Linked DNA regions of Homo sapiens: region 2 is linked to region 1. A link is a loop called in an ENCODE intact Hi-C map of the cell type or tissue named here. Cell type or tissue: endothelial cell of umbilical vein. All regions are shown on one strand. Each heading gives the region's core, and the rest is flanking DNA. Links, peaks and the distances in the headings are about the cores only.

Region 1 (8,781 bases), core at 1,464-6,463:
AGTGAGCGAGGGTGGGGTCTGGCCACTGCACACAACCAGGCATGCCGGCTGTGGTGGGGCAGGCAGCTCCAGGCACTGGCACGGGTGCTTGTTCCCTGCAAGGCTGTGGCTGGACCAGATATATGGCAAGTAGCTTCCACGGCTGGCACCAGGAAATGCAGTGGCACCTGGAAGCTTGGAGACACCAGGAACTGCAGAGCCCCAAAGAAGGTCACAGCCCTGGCTTGGGGAGCTCCTAGGTCTGGGCTCCCTGAAGGGCTGCAGCTCTTCTCTCCTTCTGTCTTCCTCCTTGTTACCCGCAACTTGGTGAGCAAGGAGTGTGTTTCAGCCCTGTTTGTGTTATGGCTCTTTCATCCCCACCATTCAGCGAGTCCTGAGTTCTTGTCCTGCGTCCAGGAATAATGAGGTATGTGAATAAGTGGTGGGAGAGCAAAGCCAAGAGGTGCTTTATTGAGTGATAGAATAGCTCAGAGGAGACCCATGGTAGGCACACCCTCTCTGCAGGCAAGTCATCCCAATGAGTATTCAGCTCTCATTAGAGAGGAGACCCACAGTGCATAGCTTCTCTCCACAGGCAGGTAGCCTCTCATCTGCCTGAATCTGGCTGAGTCCAGGACTTTTATGGGCTTCAGAGGGAAGGAAGTGCATGCTGATTGGTCCATGGGCAGCTATGGGTGGGCCCAGAAAAAGCACCATAATTTCTGGCTCTGGTCTGCTGAACTGGCAGCCTGGACCCCAGGCCTCAGGCCATCCCTGTCCTGAAGGTGGGGTTTCACCAGGGACCCACTTGTATCTGCCCAGAAGCCTATCTGCCTCCTGCCACCATTAACATGCCCTCTACCATGTCCAGGCTGTTTGTGCTAAGGGGTGCCTGCAGGGCCCATGCTGAGCTGCCCTTAGCCCCACCCTGGCCTCCCTCCTGTGCTCCTTGGCACCCTAAGTCCAGAGGGAGGTGAGGCAGCAGGGAGCTGGTGTATCAGCACTCACATACCTGGCTGGCTCATGACAGCATCTGGGCTGGGCCACAACTTTTCTCTGAAATTGGAGTGGGCACATGACAGCGCCTGGGTCTGGCCACAACTTTGCTGTGAAACTAGAGCAGGCACCAGGAGAGGGGAGACGCCAGTCAGCAGGAGCAGGCACATCCGATCCTGTGGGAGCAGGGGGGGCTTCCTGGCCCACGAGAATGCCGAGATGCCCAGGTCTGTAGCCACCTGCAGGTGCAGGTGTGCCTGGGAGGGCAGGGATCCCATCCCTCCAACTTGGAACGGGGAGGGGTTTCTTCCTATTCCTGACTCCTGCAGGATCCCTGGAGTGCCTCAGCAGCCAGTGTCATAGCGGGAGCCACTCTAGATGGGTGGCTGCTGCCATCAGTAATGAAAGAAATGTAAACTGAAATAAGACTTTAGTTTGACTAACAACTTATAACATAGAAATATACTGAGGAGCAAAGACGATTTGGTAGAATAAGAGTATTCACTTAATTTTGATACATGCTAATGTTTGAGAATCATTGATGTAATAAAATATTACACAGGCAGTCAGTGTTTCAAGGAACACTTAACATGGAAAAATGCTTATAATATTAAGCAAATAAAAAGAAAAACAATTATGTATATTTAGTATGATCATATGTGAATTACAGATAATATTTTTCCATTTGTAAATACATGAGTACATACATATTTGTAAAATCAAAACCATTCCTATATGTGCATATATATACATTCGCACATACATATGTACTAGCAGAAATAAATGCTATTCTCAATACATCAGAGGAGGTAGCTTTAAATTTCTTCTTTCCACATTTATGTATTTTTCCAAGTTGTCTTCTATAATGACATATTTTTAAATTATCAATAAATATCTTGGCTACATACATTTTCACATATATATGATGTTTGCAAAGCTCAAAGCCCCAAGTTTCCTATAGCCCTAAATGTTTATTAACCTTTCGTAATCAGATTGATTTATTGCAAAGAGAGGCCCCTTCAATTGTAGACAATGTTTTATCATTCAAGAAAACAGTAAGATGTGGTACTTGGGTTGACCTAGCCACAGGCAGGATGTGGCTGCCAGAAAAGCGCTATAAGTCTTTGAGCAAAGAGCCACATCCTCCTCCCACTATTTCTTTTTTTAGCTAATGGCAACTCCTAAGATTCTGACTTTAACCAAAGTTCACATCTTTGTATTGCTCTCCTACTCCCTTTTTAAGTCAGCAACTCATAATAAGCTTAGTATATAACACAGGTTATACAATTTAAGAAAATACTAGGCATTAGGGATTTCAAATAACTGAGCTCATTTAGCCAAAATGGTAAAACAGGGGGACTCGTGAAAAAGATCATAATCAAATAACGGGTATTAATGCTATATTAAAAATTGTCTGTCTTTGTTATCTCAAAAAGCCACCAGAATTCCTTCTCTGGTCTAACTTGCAACTATCCAGACACACAGAAAGTTCAATCTATTCTACTAGTACTTGGACAATGCAGTGAATCTGACATTGTTTACAATGGTCTTAAAAGCCCTTAGGTGTTGGTAACATTTTATGTCATAGAAAATATTGTAGCATGTACCTCTTTACTTGTGTACATCACTGAAACAACTTCCCTTTGCTTCCTGCTCATGGTTATATAGATTGTATGAAGATTAGAGGGCATCCCCAACTGCTGGAAACTGACAGCTGCCCTCCATTAGGGTATTTAGTGCCTAAAAGTGACATCATTCAGCTTCTATGCTATGATAGCTATGATATACTTCACCTTCTGGAGATCATATTGGAGAAATTCTGTTGGCGGAAATATAATTCCACACCCTAAGTAAGGGCAGAATTTGCTGTGATTTGGAATAATAGTGATATATTAAAGAACAGTGATATGTTAAAAGAAGTATCCAAAAATCACATATTAAAGAAAATTAAAGAGCATAATTTTATGTAGTGATCTTGAAAATTAAATTCACTTATTCAACCTACTCAACAGCAACAAAATCTTAGATTTCCTGGTAACTGTTATTCAAAATGTATGGATGTATAAGTAGGAGCATGAGCTGATTTTGGAAACCTAGATGCTGCCATCTGAATGTTATGGCCATGTCCCCTGGTTATATTACCCAGGTCATTTTTATGGCTTCCTACAAACGCGCTTTGTATTTGACTACATTTGGAAATACTCAGAAGGTTTTCAAATGAAGCCTATATGAAAGTATAGAAACTGACTGAGTCATGGAAATCCTGAAGATAAAGTGATCTTACAGAAACTAGAACAAAGTTAAGTAAAACAAGGGTCTCGATAAAAAGCCCAGTCAAAAATGAGTAACTTAAAACACCTGTGTTTTGTCAACAGTGGCTTGGCAGCTAGAATAGGAAGGACAGAGGAAGTTAAACCCACGCTGGTTTCCAGAAGTCAGCTACAAAAAATGAACCTCTAGGACCAGATGGTTTTATGGCTTTGGTAAACAATAGATTTGCATAATGCTTCCTCAATAATTCTGTCAGGAAGAGTGCTGAGCTAAAAAACAACGTGCAATTGTGCCTTTTTTGAAAGACCAGCTCTCTAAATGGCCAACTGGTAATTAGGAGAATCTAATGCTGAGAAGGACAGAGTATATAAAGGACTATTATCTTGAATAAGTAATTGTAAATGCCAGTATATTTGGTAGTATTAGGTCTCCACTGGTGGCCACATTATACACTGATTATCAAAGGGGAATGAAGGCGTCTCTGATTTTGGGCACCACCTCCCTAAAGTTTCTTTGTTTGTTCTGCTTTGTAGCTTCCTTTGACTTTTGTTTCTAAGGCTTGCGGGGGGCTGCCATTTGGTTTCTCTTCAAGAATTAACAAACCACTTACTCTTGAATTCTCTTCTAGTTAACACAGGCATCACTACTTCCAATTGATCTCAGGATGTGGGATCCTCATACACATTTTGAACAAAATCCTCTGTTTCAGCAAGTGAGTGAGAAACCTCTTCTAATTCATTTAACCAACTAATTTAATTGGCAACAATTATTTGTACATGTGTTTTCTCCACATGCCAATTTAGATTTCTACTTTTTAACACCTGAGTCAGAAATGGGCCAGTGGAATAATATACAGATGCTCCTTGACTTACAATGGAATTAACCTCCCAATAAACCCATTGTATGTTGAAAATATCTTTAAGTTGAAGGTGCATTTAATACATCTAACCGAAAAATATCACAGCTCGCCTACCTCATAGCTCAGCCTACCTTAAACATGCTCTAAACACTTATATTAGCCTGCAGTTGGGCAAAATCATCTGGCAACACAGTACGCTGAAGAGTATCAGTTGTTTACCCTCCTAATCCTGTGACTGACAGGGAACTGTGGCTCTCTATTGCTGTCCAGTATTGTGAGAGTATCTTAGGATATATTGCTAGTCCAGGAAAAGATCAAAATTCAAAATTTGAAGTAAGGTTTCTAGTGAATGCATATAGCTTTTTCACCATCCTAAAGTTGAAAAGCTGTTAATTTGAACTATTGTTAAGTCAGGGACTGTCTGTATCACTAAAATCTACTTTTTCTATCCCCAAAACAAAGCAACAATCTTCTATTCATTTTTAAGTTGAATGCTAAAATATTAAAGGGAAGGGCTTACAAATTCAAAAGTCTGTAGTACTTAAGTAGGTAACAGCTAAATGCAGATGTTGAAGTGAGTAAAAACTAGCATTAGGAAATGCTGGGGACCATGGTAAAGTGGAAAATCTGGTCTAAAAATGAGTCAGCAGCTCTTCCACTCCAAACAATTGGTGCCATGTATTAAAACAGCCCAAGAAATGCCTGATCTCTTGGATTTCCAAGAAAAGTAAAATTAAATAATTCTATAAAATCTAAGTTTAATTAAAATATTGATGATTTTTTCAAAATTGGCAATTAAGTTTAAATTTAAAAAATATTGCAAAAGATAAACAAAATACTTCCATGAGCAGTATTCATCTTACAGAGTACCAGATTGTGAACTCTACTATGGTTTTATGGCAGTGCTGCCCTACAGAAATACAACGTGAGACATATAGAATTTAAAATTTTTCAGTATTTACATTAAAACGTGAAAAGAGACAGATGAAATTGATTTTATAATACTGTAAATATTAAATATTTGATCGAATGCAGCTATCCAAAATATTATTTCAACTTATGATCAATCGTTATAAAAATTATTAATGAGATTTTAGATTCTTTGTATTGTTTTGAAATTCAGTATGTATTTTATACATATAGCACATTTCAATTTTTACTACCACGTTTCAAATATTTAATAGCCATATATGACTAGTGGTTCTCTGTTGTACAGCACAGCTCTAAGTCTTAGAGTGCCAATTCTCATACATACATAAGCAGTGAGCAAGTCCTAGGCTGGGTAGAGTTTCTTGGTCATTAGGCACCAGGGCTGTCCCCTGTTTCTTCCCTTCAAGCTATTGCCATTGCTGCAACATCCAGCTGCGGCTGCTTTCCCCAGGAAATAATGTAAGGAATTTTAGTTATTGCCTGGATGAAACCCAATCTTAAATGTCTCTCAGGAAGTCATTTAATGCATATGACCTTTCATAATATGGTGAAAAATGATAATTCATCATGTGCTAGTATACTTCTAGTACTAGAAGGCTACCATGTCTTGAATTAAATTTTGCTATTACTGGATGGTTCTAATTTATAAAGTATTTTGTTCAGAAAAAAGAATTTGCCTGGTTATAGGGATAAGATAAAATTCAAGTGGAGAAAAGAATGAGAAGACAAATGTTCATTCAAAACTGAAGGTAATCAATCACAGCAAAATAAGAAAAGCAATAACTTTCCAATCCTGAGCTGTTCAAAGATTAGATGAATTTTTTTGAGTTCCTTATATCTGGAGGTATCTAAGCAGTGATTAATTGGTGAGATTATTGTAGCATGTTAAATGTGTAACTGGATGAGTTTTTCTGCTCTGAGCTTTGTAATAGGTATAATAATAACAGCTATGTGATACACATATATGTGCATATATATTTTCAAAGTGTAGGTAAATATTATGATAATTTATGTTTTATTTTGAAATTTAAAATGCCATCATGTTATGTTAATCTGCATTTTTATTTTACCAGTGAAATTGAACATATTTGTATATTTTTAGCAATTTAGATTTTCCCTCTTGTAAATTGCTGGTTCATATTCTTTTCCCATTTTCTTATCATGTATTTTTCCTTTTATTATTAACTTGTATGTAATTCAGATACAAGTAACTATGGGTTAAATGTGTTGTACATATGTCCTCCACTTTTTGTCTTGTGTTTTTACTCATTTTAGGTGTCATTTGAAAAACAAAGTTCTTAATTTTAATTTAGTCCAGATTATCAACCTTTGTCTTTTATGAATATTGCTTTTTGTACTTGTTTAAGAAATGTTTCCCTACCTCGAAGTTATGAAGATATAGCCTATATTAATATTTTATTTGTTAATTATGTGTTTTTATTTGCTTTTTACCCCTAGGGAATTCATATTTGCATATGGTGAAGGTAAGAATCCATTAAATAAAATAATGAGAGGACATTATTTTGGAGTGAGCTCATACACTAGGCCCGAACAGACCAAACCAAAATGGAGTCACATGTGCAAAGTGCCACATAATGAAACTGGCACTTTAAGGAAGCAGAAAAATTTGCAAACAGACCATTTTTTCTTAAAAGTAAGAGATTTACAATAACCACTTGGAAAGGGATTGTCAACCTGAGCTGGAATTAAAGAAAGTCTCTCCATGTTCTTAGTTTGTTGAGAATTTATATCATGGAACAAAGTTAAATTTTATCTTTTCTGTCATGTAATGATAAGACTTTGATTTTCCTCTGCTTCCCTGTGGATATGGTAAATTGCATTAATTGATTAGTCACAATATATTTAATAGTATCCTTTTCTATATTTTCTATATTTCTGGATTTCTTGTTTAGAAAATTTTTAATCCACTTTCATTAATTGGTTTGTAATTTCCCTTTTTCTTCCTGCCATTTCTGAAATTTGAGTTTGAAATTACGCTAACACTAAAATATGAAGTTATGCTAATACTGAGAGATTGTTAACTCATTTTCTGCTTTTCAGATAAATTTATGTAGAATTGGAATTCTTTTTAAAAAACATTTTATTTTGAAATAATTTCAAGCTTACAGAGAAATTGTCAGAGTAGAACAGAGAAATTCTCTATATGCTTCACTCAATTTCGGTTCCACTTATTGTGAATATGTTGTCACAGTAGCTTTATCTACTTTTTCTTGAATTATTTAACAATAAGTTATAGATACTGTGTCCCACTACTCCTAAAAATTTTATTACATATTTTACAAGAGGAGCATTTTGTTACATCACTATAGTACAGTTAGCAAAATTAGACAAATCAATATTGATAAAACGCTTTTGTCTAATATATAGTCGATTATCAAATTTAGTCAATTATCCCAATAATGTCCTGCATAATATTTTTTCCCTGATTCAGTATCCAAACCAGTATCATGAACTGCATTTAGTGATTACATCCCTTTAGTCTCCGTAATCAAGAACAGTTTTTTAGATTTTCTTGGCATTTTTTAACATTGACATTGTAAATGGGATAGTTTTCTTGATTTCTTTTTCAGATAAATTGTTGTAAGTGTAAAGAAATGCTACACATTTTCCACGTTGATTTTGTATTTTGCTACTTTACTGAACTAATTTATTAGTTCTGACAGTCTGTGTGTGGACGTAGGTGGAGACTTATAGAGTTTTCTACATACAGGATTATGTCATCTGCAAATGGATAATTTTACTTCTTCCTTTCTGATTTGGATGTCTTTTATTTCTATTTCTTGTCTGATTGCTCTTGCTAGTGCTTCCAGTACTGTGCTGATTAGAAATTGTGAGAGTGGGCATCCTTGCCTTGTACCAGATCTTAGATGAAAAGCTTTCAGTTTTCTGTAATTTATTATGATGTAAACTGTGAAATTGTTCATAAATGGACTTCATTATGTTGTGAAAAATTTCTTCTATACATATTTCATTGAGAATATTTTTTAATCATAAAAGGATATTGAACTTTAGCAAATGATTTTTCTGAGTCTATTGAGATAATCATATTATTTTTATCTTTCATTTTGTTAATGTGGTGTAGCATATCAGTTAGTTTGCATACATTAAACCAACCCTGCATCCCAAGGATAAATCCCATTTGTTCATGATATATAATCTTTTTGCTGTGTTGTTCATTTTGGTTTGCTAGCATTTTATTGAGGATTTTTGCATCAATGTCCATCCAAGGTACTGGCCTGCAGTTTTCTTTTCTTGTGATGTCTTCCTCTGGCTCTGGGATCAGGATGATTCTGGCCTCATAAAATATAAATGATTTGTAGAATTCAGTTCTGACATCATATTTTCCTGGGCATTTCTGTTTTGAGAAGTTTTTGATTACTAATTCTGTCTCTTGTTATTGGTGGGTTCAGGCTATTTCTTTTTGATTCAGTCTTGGTAGTTTGTACGTTTCTAGGAATTTGTCCATTTACTCTGGGTTAATCAGTTTTTTGTTATATGATTCTCCATAATAGATAATAGTCCCCCTTGTTTTTTTGAGACGGAGTCTCGCTCTGTCATCCGGGCTGGAGTGCAGTGGTGCTGCTATTGCAGCTCACTGCAACTTCCGCCTCCCAGATTCACGCCATTCTCCTGCCTCAGCCTCCCGAGTAGCTGGGACTACAGGCGCCAGCCACTACGCCCGGCTAATTTTTTGTATCTTTATTAGAGACGGGGTTTCACCGTGT
Region 2 (6,755 bases), core at 1,756-6,755, 160 kb before region 1:
AACATTTAATGACCTTAGCTTGATTCTCTCCCTAAACTACTACATTCTTGAAAGTAAACGCTGTGTCCAATTAATCTTTTTATTTTCCACCATGCATAAGACAGGACCTCGTATGTATGTAATTAACAGGAAATGAGTAGTATGTGAACGAAGGATGCCTTATCATGACAATACAATAAACATAAGAAGCATGAGTCCCGTCTCAAAAAAAAAAAAAAAAAAAAGAAGCATGAGTCCCAGGACAAGATGTAAAGTTATACAGGACAAAGTTCCTCTTATTTTTTTCTTTGAGGAAACAGAAAACTTCAAATGTTACAGATTTAAAAATCACTGAAATGAGAAAGCCTATCCCTTGTGACTTCCAATTTTGTTTCTCCTCTCTGGGAATTACTCTGCCCTAATTCACTGCAAATCCATATTCAGAAGCCTATCCACTAAAACATCTCTTACAAAATCTTCCTAATTTCTTATTTCACCAGTAAGAAAGAGATACGCTACTGTTGTCGTTAGCTTTTTAAAAAGGAAACAACGTAATGTCTCCATGTTATTTACATGCGCTACTTGCAAGTGAAAATTACAGTTTCCCGTTTTCAGTTTTTACATTTTTCAGTTTAACATAAATTGTTCACTAGCACTTATGATATACAAAGATGTGCACTAGAAGGGCAACAACAGAGATAGAAATCAAACTAAGATACAGACCCTCCTCTCTAATATTTTATTATATTTATCACATTCTTAAAAATTTTATTTTAAAATTAATAAAAACAATTCTAACATCTTATTGTCAACCAAAAGTAAGTAAATTCTGCAACTATAAAAGTAGTCTATTATTTTAATGTTAATCCTCTAAAAGTGAAATTTTAAAAAATTAAGTAATTGAAGATGTATTTATTGCCTCTTATTTTTATATCTTACACTTCTCTGTAGTGCCACATTTAAATACTTTGTTCAAAAGTGTACTAAAATATAAGCATGTTTAGCTTGTTACTTTGTTTTGTTACCATAATCACTGTTGGTTCTGTGTTAATGTTATTTTTTCACAAGGGAGGCATTAAATAAGCATCAAATCTACTTTACTGTTCTCACCTTTCTCTTCCTCCTCCATTTTTTAAATACGATAATGAATAATTTTAAATCATTTTCCTCTCTCTTTTGCCTAAACTATGGTCATTAGATAGTTAAAGTAATTGGTGGATTACCAGTATCCCTAACAATTTATATTCTTTTCTGCCCCTGAACAGGGGTGCTGATGTTCTATTCACCACTCTTCTTACATCAAGATTTTTATTGAAAACATATTACAAAACGTAACAAAGGTACATATATGAATTCTTAATAGAGATTTGCTATTAGCACAATAAAAATGCTATATTAGTTTGCTCTCTGAATAGAGTCAGAGTCTATAGAGTTAACTTTTTAAAAATCATCTAATGTCTGAAGAGACTCCTACCAACCAGGAAAAAGGATGTTGTCTTTTGGGTTACAATAGCAAAGTCAGCAATGCATAATCTCAGCTATTGTTCATTCTGGCAAATCATCACTGGCTGGATGATTTACAACAGGTTGCTAATTACATGATGGTACATAAACATTGCTAGAAATGGTAAATACCCACCTGCCAGAAATGTAACTACATGTACTTTAAAGCAATCAAAATCACTGGCCAACTCCAAAGGCAAATATTTGGCTAGCAAGGCTGCCTGCTCACTACTGTTAGTACTCACTGATACCAAATAAACCATATCTACAATAGAAATTTCCATTTAAATGACTATTAAGAAGTCTGATGAAGTTAAACTGAGATATGATGATTGCAGAGTTTTAATGATGGAAGGAGTCAATAGACCTAATATGAAACAGCTTTATGTTTTGGGAATGTTTACAAGTAGGATTTTCTGGTTCCCTGAGAAGCACTGTAATGTTAGGGTTGTATTCCTAGGTAGCAGATTCAGTCACCAATAGACTAATAGAGATGGTGAGGACAAAAGAAAATAAGCATTTAACGTTTCCCATCTATGAAGTAAAGCACTGAACTAGATAGTTTCAAGTATATTATTTTGTTTAACACTCTCATTAATGCTGTAAAGTAAGTTTTATCATTGCTATGTGTTTTACGCTTGAAGAAACTGAGGCTGTGAAAGATTAACTTCGCCAGGGTTGCCCAAGTAGGGAAGGGGTGGGATTAGAATCTTAGTATTTCTTATTATGGAACTCATTCTAGTTCTGCTATGTGACCTTGGATGGGTCACTTAACGTTTCTGAGACTGAGTTTCCAAATCATACACTAAGCTCCAAGTTAATTTTCCATGTTAAATACTTCCATGTTATTGTTTACTCCTGATTCTTTTAGTTTTGATGTCTTCTTCTAGTGAAGGGGTGTTTAATAAGGATAAGATATATTAAAGTTCCAAAAGGAAAAATATTAAAGAAATGGGTTGGTTAGTTACCTCCACCCTGGATTAGGGAGATAGAGGTCTCCATCTACATGTATGAGACTTTTTTTTTTTTTTTCAGAATTCCACATTCAGTGACAGATCCAATGGACATATTATAAGCCATTTTATTTGACATTTAGAACCTGCTTTCAGTTTGTTCTGAAGTCCACAAATATTTGTTTATAGGCTGTGTTAACCTCACCTATAAGTATTTAAATCAGAGACTAATGGTTTAATATATTAATATATTTAAAGTATTTATCATATAGTGTTGTTCTGATTATTAAAATAATCAATGTGTAAAATATTTAGAATAATGCCTGGCATGTAGCATGCTCTATAAAGTGCTACTTAATTTTATTATGTTGGATGAGGTACCTCTTCATTCATGAAACATACAGAACATTACACAGAGATGAGAGAAAATGTTAACAGCTGTGTGAAAGGTGTCAAGCTTACCATAAATGTACTATTTGTTTATTTTTAGCCCAACAACATTAGTTACTGAATACGCATTATTTGTATTTAGGATATACTCAGGAACATTTTACATTTGTCTCTCTATCATCAATGTGGACAATTCTAAAGGTATTATCTTTGTTTCCAAAACGTGACCAAAAATAATTTCTCTTAAAACCATGTTAGCAAATGAAACTGTGTTCAAAACAAATTTATTAACATTATGTCCTACTTGTCCAGAGGCAGGGAAACGTAAAAAAATTCCCTGAAATAAGTAGGTGTCCAAAAACTATCTGCTGCAAAAACAAATATATACATAAATGATTCTCAAAATAAAGCACAATTCCAGTAGTAGTAAAGCATCCAAAACAATACACAACCAGTTATCAAAAAAGTCTTGACTTTAATCAAGAACACTAAATCTGAAGTATAAATACAAAATTATCATAAACTTATTGATGGTCAAAACTATAGAATACAGAAGTTAAGGAAAACATCACGAAGAAAGTGGACATTGTAGAGGATTCTTAAGGAACTATCCAAATGGATTACCACTGAGGTAAGAAACTATGGTCTAGATCCCTCAAGGTCAACTTGCCCAAATTTTCTGATGAGCCAATGAACCACTAGCAAGCAAAAGGAAAGAGAAGGGCTGGACAAGAGGCAGCTGCACTGTCCACACCTGAGTCTTCTTCTTGGACAAGAAGATAACCTATATGTTCCCTCAAATCTCTCAATGTTTTAGACACTAACTTTCCAACTGGAAACAGTAAATACTATCTAAATTAGAGTTAGCTAATCAATGATCTCTGCTTTGATAAGAAATGTGTGACTTTAACACAAAACCATAATCCTCCTGAGGAATTTTTCATTCCTTTGAATTTTTTTCTCTTTCTTGTTTACCTACTACTGAGCTAAACTACTCCTTTACCACCACCCATTTCCTGGTCCTCATCTCTTTACCTGAAGAGCTTGAGACTTCCTTTGCTAAAACTCAGAAAGAAAGGAGAAATGGTAAGCCTGGCTCTTCTCTCAAGCTTGACAATGAAGTCCAGTTTCCTTTCCCAAAAGAAATTAAACATCTGTGAAATCAAATGTCTTTTAGGAGAAACCAGACAAGTGAACTGTTGAAGCCCAACAAACCACACTCCAAATCAGGATTTCCACCCAGGTCTTCCTGCTACTAAAGGGAGCATCTAACATTTGCCCAGAGTCAGAAGACCTGGTTTCTGCTTCTGAGTTGTCAGCTGACTCCATCTGGAGAGCAGATGACACCTCTTCAGCTCTGCTCTGGGTTTCTCCATCTACCAAAAACAAGAACCAGAGGTGTTCTTCAGTTTATATTTAAATACTTTTATTGCTGCAAGCACTTCCTTCTCTTGACTCTGAGGAAAGTCACACTACAAGTACTTTCCTCCTCTATCATCATTCCTCTCCAGCCACCCCCCACATACCAACGGTTTCCTCTCATGTGTCCTTGAGATAAATTCAATTGTGATAACTAGTCAGAACATGGGTCATGAACCCAGCGGATAGGAATCTTACTGCTAAACACGTTTGTTTTCAATTTCATGGTTTTCTTCCTCCTTTCCCAGTTGACAGGAAGGCAATCATTCATTCATTCAGCAAGCAAGCAAGCATCCACAATGAGCCTGGATGCCACATGGACCACGATCACCAAGGAGATCGATAAATCCCAGTAAGTTCAGTTGCCCTCCACTCCACAGACCAGTCCCCACAGTGGGCACCATTTCCTTACAGGTCAAAACTTTGTTCTTTTTTGTACCAGATAATTTATTTTCTGGAGCTAAAAGTAATATTTCTAAGTGCTAGCTTAAAAAATGTGTTTCTGGCATGACGTAAAAGTAACCTGGTCAGGATTATAAAGTACATCATTATAAGCCAGATTTATTTATAGTGTCACATTGAAATCATTATGTTCAGGAAAATTTACAAATTCTGAAAGTTGTTTTAGATTCCTTGGACTAAAATACACACACACACCATCCTAAAGGATGTTGACTTTCCATCAGAACAGAAGATCTGGACTGGCAAATTAAAATAAGTTGTCAATCTTCTGCCACACGCTCTCTTCTCTTACACTGGTATATTGTGAATATGCTCCCACTTTATCAGCTTCATGCCCCTAAAATCTGTGCAAGCCACACAACCTGTTTCCAAAGTATATGTTTAAATAAAGTGCTAAGAGCTGTCAAGGCACGAACATAAGAAAGTTCCTGACCAATGTTAATAGTAATTACTCCTTCCTTTCAAGGCAGAAACTGCTGTCTTCAGCCTCATCCAATTTTAGCAAGGTGACCAGTTTAGAAAGCATTATTGTAAAATGCAGTTTTACTGATTCCAGTTTCTCTTAATGACTCATCTTCAGCTGCACAGGCTTCTGAATACGGGGCAAATCGTATCAACGACAAAGGTGCAAACTGCTATTCTAATAAAGATCTTGGCATCACAGGATTTCATACTGTCTGTAATTTAAATCTTACCTTAGATTTTCAGAGATGGAAAAGAAATGGTGTGTTTGTATGTGTGTGTCTGTATACGTGCAGTATCAGAAATATAATAACTTTAAAACTTTCTTAACATGCTGGCTTCCTTTCTGGTCTTACAGAACACTTCGTAATCAAAACAAAACAAAAATATTGGAAGTCTAGCACAAAATTTAAATGACCTGATAAAATCATTCCTTAAAATAGCACATCTGATTTCCCAGAAAATCTTTTACTTCCTAGCACCATTCTAGTCCATATGGAAATACCCAAGATCTCTATGGAATGACAATAGGTCATCTAAATAAGCCTTTATATTAAATGATCCTTCATCAAAAAATGCAAACTCTGTTTCAGCCCTGATGAGCCAAATTATTAACTAAACGATGAATGCCAGCAGCATATTGTAACTTTCCCTCTCTCTCTAAAATGTAAGTCCAAACTATCTTCTGCCCCTGAAAAAGCAACCTTCGTTCATCAAAAGTAATTCATTCTATAAACTGCCCTCTGACAATCTCACAATGATTTCTCAGTCATTATCATCAGGTAAATTATCCACATAAAAGGTATTAATTTATCTTTCTAATTAACATTGTCACCTACTTTCTGGTTACTTCTATCTGGAGTAAGCTAGAAGGAAGTTCCACTAAAGTAAATCACTTAATTACTTCCACTGTCCCAGGGAATAAATGAGTTCTTAAAAGAAAGGATACAAAAGAAAAGGGGTTAGAGGTATCATTTTCACAGAGAAAGCACAAGCCAATGGCAAAAGAACAAATGATTTTTTGACAAGATCTTCCACAAGCAAGGTAACATCATCACTAACTTCTGTTGAGCATTTACTATATAGCAGTCTCTAGCTAAACACTTTATGTGTATTGCTTTACTTAATTTCCATAAAACTGCATCAGGTAGGTACCATTCATATCTCCTAGAAATAAGGAGCTGAGGTCTGGCTAACTAAATCATTTGACCAAGATTAAAACAAATGGTGGAGATGAGACTCTTACAGCATATCAGAGGTAAACTCCTTCAAGAATTGTAATAGAAGTATAGTCAGTTTTCAATCACAGTATTGAAAGTATGGTATTGTAGAAAATACCATAAAAGAAGGCAACATATCTAGCACTGAGCACTCCAGACTCAAATCCTTAAATCTGGAGCAAAAATATAAATTTCTTTACTCTTTAGTATTTGTAACAAGATATTCTGTCTACCATAATGTAACATTATTGCTGCATAATATTTACAACTTCCAGATTTTTAAAAGACATTTTCCAAACATCTGCATTTCTTCCAAAGCATTTGCAAACACCACAGTTAACTCTTTTCAGCAAATCAGTCTGAAAAA

The links. Hi-C counts contacts between places; a loop is a spot of excess contacts. Peaks named below come from ENCODE experiments on the same cell type or tissue, not always from the same donor. Only the 100,000 strongest peaks of a DNase experiment are listed, where the experiment ranks them.
Region 2: a loop joins it to region 1, with 2.5 times the contacts of the local background. A loop is called at or near these places in 1 of 110 quality-filtered maps.

The regions. Positions count from the first base shown.
Region 1 is chr4:101,416,140-101,424,920 of GRCh38, forward strand. No RefSeq gene overlaps it. Among named protein-coding and RNA genes, the nearest start is that of PPP3CA-DT, 73 kb to the left of the region's middle. In endothelial cell of umbilical vein, for the core only: no CTCF peak of the experiment used is centred there; a DNase peak (open chromatin) is centred at 3,402.
Region 2 is chr4:101,254,832-101,261,586 of GRCh38, forward strand. The region is part of intron 1 of PPP3CA (protein phosphatase 3 catalytic subunit alpha); the gene reads right to left. Among named protein-coding and RNA genes, the nearest start is that of MIR8066, 17 kb to the left of the region's middle. In endothelial cell of umbilical vein, for the core only: no CTCF peak of the experiment used is centred there; DNase peaks (open chromatin) are centred at 4,300 and 5,200; H3K27ac peaks cover 476 bases.